Linked DNA regions of Homo sapiens: region 2 is linked to region 1. Evidence: chromatin loops called from intact Hi-C (ENCODE). Cell type or tissue: endothelial cell of umbilical vein. All regions are shown on one strand.

Region 1 (4,000 bases):
GTTTAGGTCTGCGCGTTGATGCGATGCCGCCCAAGCACACCGGACACGTGGGACTTCACGTCGATGCTCCCAGGCCTTGGTGCCTCGTGGATCTATGCGTGTGACAGTGAAAATAAATTAAAACGCCGTGAGACGGAACCTAAGAAGAACTGCCTGCGCCGGGGCGGGCGGGTTGGCCGTGGCCGCGCGGCTCATCTGCTGGCGGCCGAGGCGCCGGGTTTGAGGACGCTGGGCAGCTTGTCAGAACCCGGCACCTTCCAGGGCCCCGGCGCGACGGCGGCCTTGCGCGCCGGGGCGCCCCCCGGGGGTCGCGGGCCCGGCCGGGGACCCGCGCGCGCACCCGCCCTGCCCTCGGCCTCCAGCGCGCCGCTGCCGCCGCCGCCCGGGCCGGCAAACGCCGGCGCAGCCCCCGGGCCTTCGCGCCGGCAGAGCTCGGAGCCCGCCGCCGCACGGGGCGCCTCCTTCCCGCCCGCCCGCGCCGCGTCCGCCGCGTCTGCCGCCGCGAGCCCGGGCGCCCTGGCCTCCGAGGCGGGCCTGCCGGCCTCGGGCCGCCCCTGGCCGCCGGGCGCCTCCTCGAGCCTCGGCCGCGCGGCCCTCTGCGGACTCGCCGAGCGCTCCCTCTGCTCCCCGAGGCGCTGCTTCTTCTGGCCGCAGGCTGAAAGCTCCTTTGGTTTCCTAACGTCGTGTTCCCGTTTGATATCCCAAGTTGGGCCTGGGCTTATCTGGTGGGAAGGGTCGGAGGGTGGGGCTGGATGTGATGGAGAGAATGGAGCGAGGCCGTCGTCCAGGGAGACGCCTACTTCCGGCAGACCTGGGGCGGCGGCAGCGGGAGAACTCCAGGGGGCGGGTTCGTCTGTGGACGGGAAGCACAGGCGTTAGCAGTGGCGCACGCAGGACGTCCCCGTGCCCTCTCTACGCCGGGGACAGGGGCAGGCAGCTGGGGCGATTGCTCTCAGGGGCCGGAGCCACCGCCGCCCCCACCCCCACCCCCACCCTCACTGCCGAGAGGGCAGCGGCCGCGCCCCCGGGGATTTGGGGGTTCCCTCCGCCCCGCTTAGCCCCCACGCCCCGAACCTCGTCCGTGGACCGGGGAGGCCAACGCGAAGCCCAGGCCTAATCCCTTCGCCTTGGCCCTGCTAACTTCCGGGGGTGTTCTCGGGCCTGATAGTCCTGTATAGACAGCTCACTTGACAGCCCTTGAATAAATGGGTCTCCAACTCGAGTAGACCTTGGAATCACCAGGGTGGTGGTGAAAAATACAGATTCCCCGGGAGGAGCAGGCCCGGAGGTTTCAGCAGCACGGGGCCCAGGAAGTCCTCTGTATTTTTATCAGGCACCCATTCTGAAAAAGGTGGCCTAGCAGGGGTGTCCAATCTTTTGGCTTCTTTGGGCTACATTAGAATTGTCTTGGGCTACACATAAAATACACTAACGATAGCTGATGGGCTCAAAAAAAAAAGGTCCATGCATAAATCTCATAATCTTTTAAGAAAGTTTACAAATTTGTGTTGGGTCACATTCAAAGCTGGAGGCGGGTTGGACAAGCTTGGTTTAGAGCCAAGCTTTGAGAAACACTGGTCTGGGTTCTCTGGAAGTTGGGAAGTGACGTTCTCAACCAGTAGGTGTCACTCAAAGCATATTCCTAGCTGCTGTCAGTTTCAGAATTTGGATAAATACATTTTAAAACTATCATTTTTTAAAAAAAATCGTCCTTAATTCCATTTTTTTTCTTTGCCAAGTCCGGATGGAACTTAATTCTTTTTAGTACTTCTAACATTATGGAGGGCCCCAGGACTAAGATAATTCTTTCTAGGAAGTCTAGTTCCAACATTTACTTAGGATTTAAGTTACCTACTTCCAAAAAGGATTTAAGACAATTGACAACATCAAAACACATATAAAACAATGATTAAAATGAGAGATGACTTTTTTTTTAAAGCAACAGCTGGTCAGAGGCCAAGTAGAAGGACAGATGTATTAGGAATCTGAGATGAGTTAGCTGCTACTGTGAGCAACAACAGTTCCCTGGAGCTTCTGGCCACTAAGGGGAAATGAAAGCAGGGAAATCCAATTACTGTGAATCCTTGATATTTGTAAGAAATATGTCTCATGACCTTGGAAATGCTCAAATTTTGTGATATTCTAGAGTGTAATTTTTCTTCCACAGAATTGGTATATGGTCATGAGTGGAGAACGAAGAAACCACATTGATAGATTTGAATTCTGGGTGCCAGGTGAGCCTCCCTCACTAGCTAAAAGATTCAGTCCCACACAGCAACCTCAGTGCATGTGATTCAAGCTCTTGCCTCTGTAACGTGTCAGAGGCTGTCAGTGATACTTGTGCATACTCAGTCCATTAATGTCCAGGGTCTACTTTGTTTGAAACTTGAGGGTTCTTATATAGTACCTTTGATACTGATTTATAAAGCAATAAGGAGAGGAAAAGGGCAGTGGCAATGGTTTTCCCAATAATTCTGGCCATCTTTAGAATGGCAAATCAAAAACGTTTCTCATTCTATGTGAAATTCGAATGGAACATTTTGGGCATAATGTTAACCTTCCTTCTTCCATACACTGATGTCCATTATCATTTTCACATGGTAAAATCCTAGAAGTCCTGGAATCTAATCCTGGCTCTGGCATGTATTTACTGGTGACGTGATTTTGGACCAACAACTAAATCTCTCTGAGCCTCAATTTCTTCCTTTATAAGATGGGGATAAAATATCCAACTTTACAGATGTGAGACATACACTTTCTAAGGGAAAGCACTTTGCAATGGGAGGGTCAATCATATTTTTCTTCTGTACCCCACCTGCTGCCTACTTATGGATTGGGCTCCTGTGGAAGCCGCCTCATTAACTAGTACCTTTGCAGGTGAGGTTTTGAATAAGTGCAATAAGGCAGTCATTTCCAGGTGCTGTGATTCCCAGGTGTCATTTTGCTACACCTCAGGTATCCTTGGTTACCTTAAGGAATAGTCTGAAATCCTCAAAGGCAAATATATCCAATGAAAATGAGAATGTGTTCTACTTTTGGGTGGGTTAGAGTTTAAAATCAGACTAACAAATGATAAGTGGTGGCAATCCACCCATCTAGCGAGATACAGCTTAGAAGAGTTAAAAAGTGGTCTTCAAAAGGCCTAACTAGAGGGTAGCTTGTGCAACAGTGATCTCTGACTTGGACCATGGTAATGATATTTCACATTTTAATAGCTCTTTTCCCCATCATTACATCACATATGGTAGAGTTAATTAGCTGGCCTCAAATTACTTCTTAGATAAGGGGAGAAGGTTGATATTACTCACACCATTTCCTGAAGGAGGAATTGAAGTAGAGAGAGGTTAACTAACTTGACCAAGATTACAAAATGGGCCAGTTAGGAGTAAAAATTTGGGTTTCTTTACTCTTTTTACTTAGAAACTGTCCCAAGATGTTACCTTGCAAATAGGATTAAAGTATGTGAAATGGGCAAGAACAGTGGCCACTGCCAACCAACAGGAACCAGATCTTATCCTTAAGCAGAAGACTTAGCATTTATTTCTGAACATCTTACTACATATCTGGCATTGAACTGGAGAGTTCCTATCCAGAAAAATGAAAAAATATTCATCCATCCATCATTAGTTGGCTTCAAATTACTTCTGAGATTCAGGGAGACACTCTTTTCTTTCCCTCCTCCAGTGATTTTTCATATCGTAAAAGGTGAAATTATTCACAAATTCAAAGATTCCTCTTATAAAAGTTTCTCAAGAGTTTGTTTATAGATCATTAAACACTTAACAGCGGGAGAAACTAAAAACTAAAATGTTCCAAGTCACTATGGGTTAAAAATATTAACAAGAAATTAAGATTTACTATATCACAAAGTGATTTAAAAGATGGATATCTATATGAGTGGTTGAATATTTTCATTTTTCTGCACAGGAACTCTTCAGTTCAGTACGAAACATATGGTGTCTGTCCAGGCACGAGCCTGCAAAGCTCCAGGCACGAGCCT
Region 2 (4,000 bases), 900 kb after region 1:
CATAAAGATGAGTCCCAATGACTCCATGAATTTCTACATCATTATTTTCATGTCATGGAGACTGTATAGTGTAGTGTGGACTCTGGGTTCAAAATGATTGGATGTGAATTCACATATAGACCATGTCCCTTTGGGCAAATTATTTAGCCCCTCTGTACACCAGCTGTAAAATGAGAAAAATAATAACAGAGAGTGATTGTTAGGATTAAATCAATTAACACATATCAATGTCTTAGAATAATTTCTTGAACATGGTGAGTACTCAATAAATCTTTGTATTATCACAACATTTATTGTTTTTAGTTTCAAGTTAATTTCACAAAAGCTTTCCTAATGATCCACACAGTTGAATACTTGTCTTTACTGCATTACATGGGTAATTATTTTTTCTTCTCTTATATAGAGGAGTTAAAACTGTATTTGTTGTTTTCTAATAAAAACTTAATGAATTAACTGAAATTTTAGTATGAGGAAATAGTCTCTATGTTCTGTTACCTACTGTGTCTGGTTTAGTTCTACATTCATTATGGTCTTATTTTATATCCTCCAAGCTAATTTTTTCCTATCTTTCACCTTTTTTCCTCTTCTAAGCAAATCTCACCTTAGATAATTTGAAAGAAAAATATTAGTCTCTATTTACTTGCCTCTTCATACCCAGCCTAAAATAAAATGCTGAACAGAGTATGCAGGACGAACCACACCTGATCTACCACAAAATACTACTAAACATTAAAGTACACAATTAAGAAACAAAATTGAAATGCCACTTGGTTAACCATTGTTTTTATACAAGACTTAATTCCTTGAGGGTTTCTACTGTCACACAACTTCTCCTTGTGAGGTGTACCTGAACAGCAAGAGGCTTCCTTTGTTCCTAACTTTCCTGATTTCCGTCAGGAATACAGCATGATATGGACTCAGGAACAGGCTGATTGTCTATTCTTGACATTCCTGAAGATGTTTAGGTTATGAAGTTGATTATAGCATGAAATCTTGGGTTCTTGATTCTTGGAGCTCCACATCTCTGTCTCTTTAGTCCCTCTTCCTCCACTCTCTCTCTGGGGAAGTGGAGGATCACTGGAAAGAGGCTAAAGGAGGTAAATTTCTGGCTATAGTCTTCTGTTAATCACTTTTATGTAGTCTGTGTTTATGCTTAGGTGCTATGACCTTTCTATTCCACGTTCCTAAAGATATGAGTAAAAAATGGCTTCTTGACTTTATCATGCATAAAAACCATTTGGGATAATTTATTTGAAATGTAGATTCCTAAGTTCATCCCTCCCGCCCCCTAATAGATTCTAACTCAGTACGTTGGGTGGAACCACAGAGTCTGCACTTTAAATACGGCTCTTCTGTAGATTGTGATATAAGTGGCCTTTGTGAATAGTTTCAGAAACGCTGCCTTACAATGCTTCAATCAATAAAATGCTTCCAGATTTCTAGTAAATTGAAAACAGCACAGGAAATCACAGCTAGTCAAACTGCCAATTATTATATGAGATTTATCACTTTTCAACAGTTTTTTTTTTTTTCTATTGAGATAGAGTCTCACTCTGTTGCCCAGGCTATAGTGCAGTGGTGTGATCTTGGCTCACTGCAACCTCCACTGCCTGGGTTCAAGCGATTCTCATGCCTCAGCCTCCCGAGTAACTGGGACTACAGGCACACACAATCACGCCCAGCTAATTTTTTTGTATTTTTATTGGAGACAGGTTTCGCCATGTTGGCCAGGCTGGTCTTGAACTAGTGACCTCAGGTGATCCGCCTGCCTTGGCCTCACCAAATTGCTGGGATTATAGGTGTGAGCCACTGTGTCCGGCCCAGATTTTAATATTCTAATACCATTGCCTCCAGAGCCATCACCTTTAACTACATGGGAAAAACAAATTCTTCCTTTGGCCATGAAGAAATATGATTTCCTACGTTAGACTGAGATTATCACCAAGAAAAAGCAACAGACATGCTTTATCAGTTGGTTCTTAGCAAAGTTATGCCATGGAGTACACTTGATTCTTTCTTTCTTTCTTTCTTTCTTTATTTTTTATTTTTTATTTTTTTTTTTGGCATCAGATTATTTCTTTTTTTTATTATTATTATACTTTAAGTTTTAGGGTACATGTGCACAATGTGCAGGTTAGTTACATATGTATACATGTGCCATGCTGGTGTGCTGCACCCATTAAGTCGTCATTTAGCATTAGGTATTTCTCCTAATGCTATCCCTCCCCCCTGCCCCCACCCCACAACAGTCCCCAGAGTGTGATGTTCTCCTCCCTGTGTCCATGTGTTCTCATTGTTCAATTCCCACCTATGAGTGAGAACATGCGGTGTTTGGTTTTTTGTCCTTGCGATAGTTTACTGAGAATGATGATTTCCAATTTCATCCATGTCCCTACAAAGGACATGAACTCATCATTTTTTATGGCTGCATAGTATTCCATGGTGTATATGTGCCACATTTTCTTAATCCAGTCTATCGTTGTTGGACACTTGGGTTGGTTCCAAGTCTTTGCTATTGTGAATAATGCCGCAATAAACATAACTGTGTATGTGTCTTTATAGCAGCATGATTTATAGTCCTTTGGGTATATACCCAGTAATGTGATGGCTGGGTCAAATGGTATTTCTAGTTCTAGATCCCTGAGGAATCGCTACACTGACTTCCACAATGGTTGAACTAGTCTACAGTCCCACCAACAGTGTAAAAGTGTTCCTATTTCTCCACATCCTCTCCAGCACCTGTTGTTTCCTGACTTTTTAATGATTGCCATTCTAACTGGTGTGAGATGGTATCTCATTGTGGTTTTGATTTGCATTTCTCTGATGGCCAGTGATGATGAGCATTTTTTCATGTGTCTTTTGGCTGCATAAATGTCTTCTTTTGAGAAGTGTCTGTTCATATCCTTTGCCTACTTTTTAATGGGGTTGTTTGTTTTTTTCTTGTAAATTTGTTTGAGTTCATTGTAGATTCTGGATATTAGCCCTCTGTCAGATGAGTAGGTTGCAAAAATTTTCTCTCATTTTGTAGGTTGCCTGTTCACACTGATGGTAGTTTCTTTTGCTGTGCAGAAGCTCTTTAGTTTAATTAGATCCCATTTGTCAATTTTGGCTTTTGTTGCCATTGCTTTTGGTGTTTTTGACATGAAGTCCTTGCCCATGCCCATGTCCTAAATGGTAATGCCTAGGTTTTCTTCTAGGGTTTTTATGGTTTTAGGTCTAACGTTTAAGTCTTTAATCCATCTTGAATTAATTTTTGTATAAGGTGTAAGGAAGGGATCCAGCTTCAGATTTCTACATATGGCTAGCCAGTTTTCCCAGCACCATTTATTAAATAGGGAATCCTTTCCCCATTGCTTGTTTTTCTCAGGTTTGTCAAAGATCAGATAGTTGTAGATAAGCGGCGTTATTTCTGAGGGCTCTGTTCTGTTCCATTGATCTATATCTCTGTTTTGGTACCAGTACCATGCTGTTTTGATTATTATAGCCTTGTAGTATAGTTTGAAGTCAGGTAGCGTGATGCCTCTGGCTTTGTTCTTTTGGCTTAGCATTGACTTGGTGATGAGGGCTCTTTTTTGGTTCCATGTGAACTTTAAAGTAGTTTTTTCCAATTCTGTGAAGAAAGTAATTGGTAGCTTGATGGGGATGGCATTGAATCTATAAATTACCTTGGGCAGTATGGCCATTTTCACGATATTGATTCTTCCTACCCATGACCATGGAATGTTCTTCCATTTGTTTGTATCCTCTTTTATTTCATTGAGCAGTGGTTTGTACTTCTCCTTGAAGAGGTCTTTCACGTCCCTTGTAAGTTGGGTTCCTAAGTATTTTATTCTCTTTGAAGCAATTGTGAGTGGGAGTTCACTCATGATTTGGCTCTCTGTTTGTCTGTTATTGGTGTATAAGAATGCTTGTGATTTTTGTATATTGATTTTGTATCCTGAGAATTTGCTGAAGTTGCTTATCAGCTTAAGGAGATTTTGGGCTGAGACAATGGGGTTTT

What was found. A loop is a pair of places that touch in the nucleus more often than their neighbours do. Peaks named below come from ENCODE experiments on the same cell type or tissue, not always from the same donor. Only the 100,000 strongest peaks of a DNase experiment are listed, where the experiment ranks them.
Region 2: it touches region 1 in a loop (9-fold over the local background); 7 of 110 quality-filtered maps call a loop at or near these places.

Annotation. Positions count from the first base shown.
Region 1 is chr7:78,019,124-78,023,123 of GRCh38, forward strand. It overlaps MAGI2 (membrane associated guanylate kinase, WW and PDZ domain containing 2), which reads right to left. Exons shown (of 22, transcript NM_012301.4): 22 at 1-853. The coding sequence ends at 192. Among named protein-coding and RNA genes, the nearest start is that of DDX3ILA1, 31 kb to the left of the region's middle. RefSeq lists an enhancer at 1-420 and a silencer at 401-560. In endothelial cell of umbilical vein, a CTCF peak has its summit at 1,594 (motif pointing right); DNase peaks (open chromatin) are centred at 758 and 1,608; H3K4me3 peaks cover 1,300 bases; H3K27ac peaks cover 776 bases; H3K27me3 peaks cover 63 bases.
Region 2 is chr7:78,920,113-78,924,112 of GRCh38, forward strand. The region is part of intron 2 of MAGI2 (membrane associated guanylate kinase, WW and PDZ domain containing 2); the gene reads right to left. Among named protein-coding and RNA genes, the nearest start is that of MAGI2-AS2, 87 kb to the right of the region's middle. In endothelial cell of umbilical vein, no CTCF peak of the experiment used is centred here; no DNase peak of the experiment used is centred here.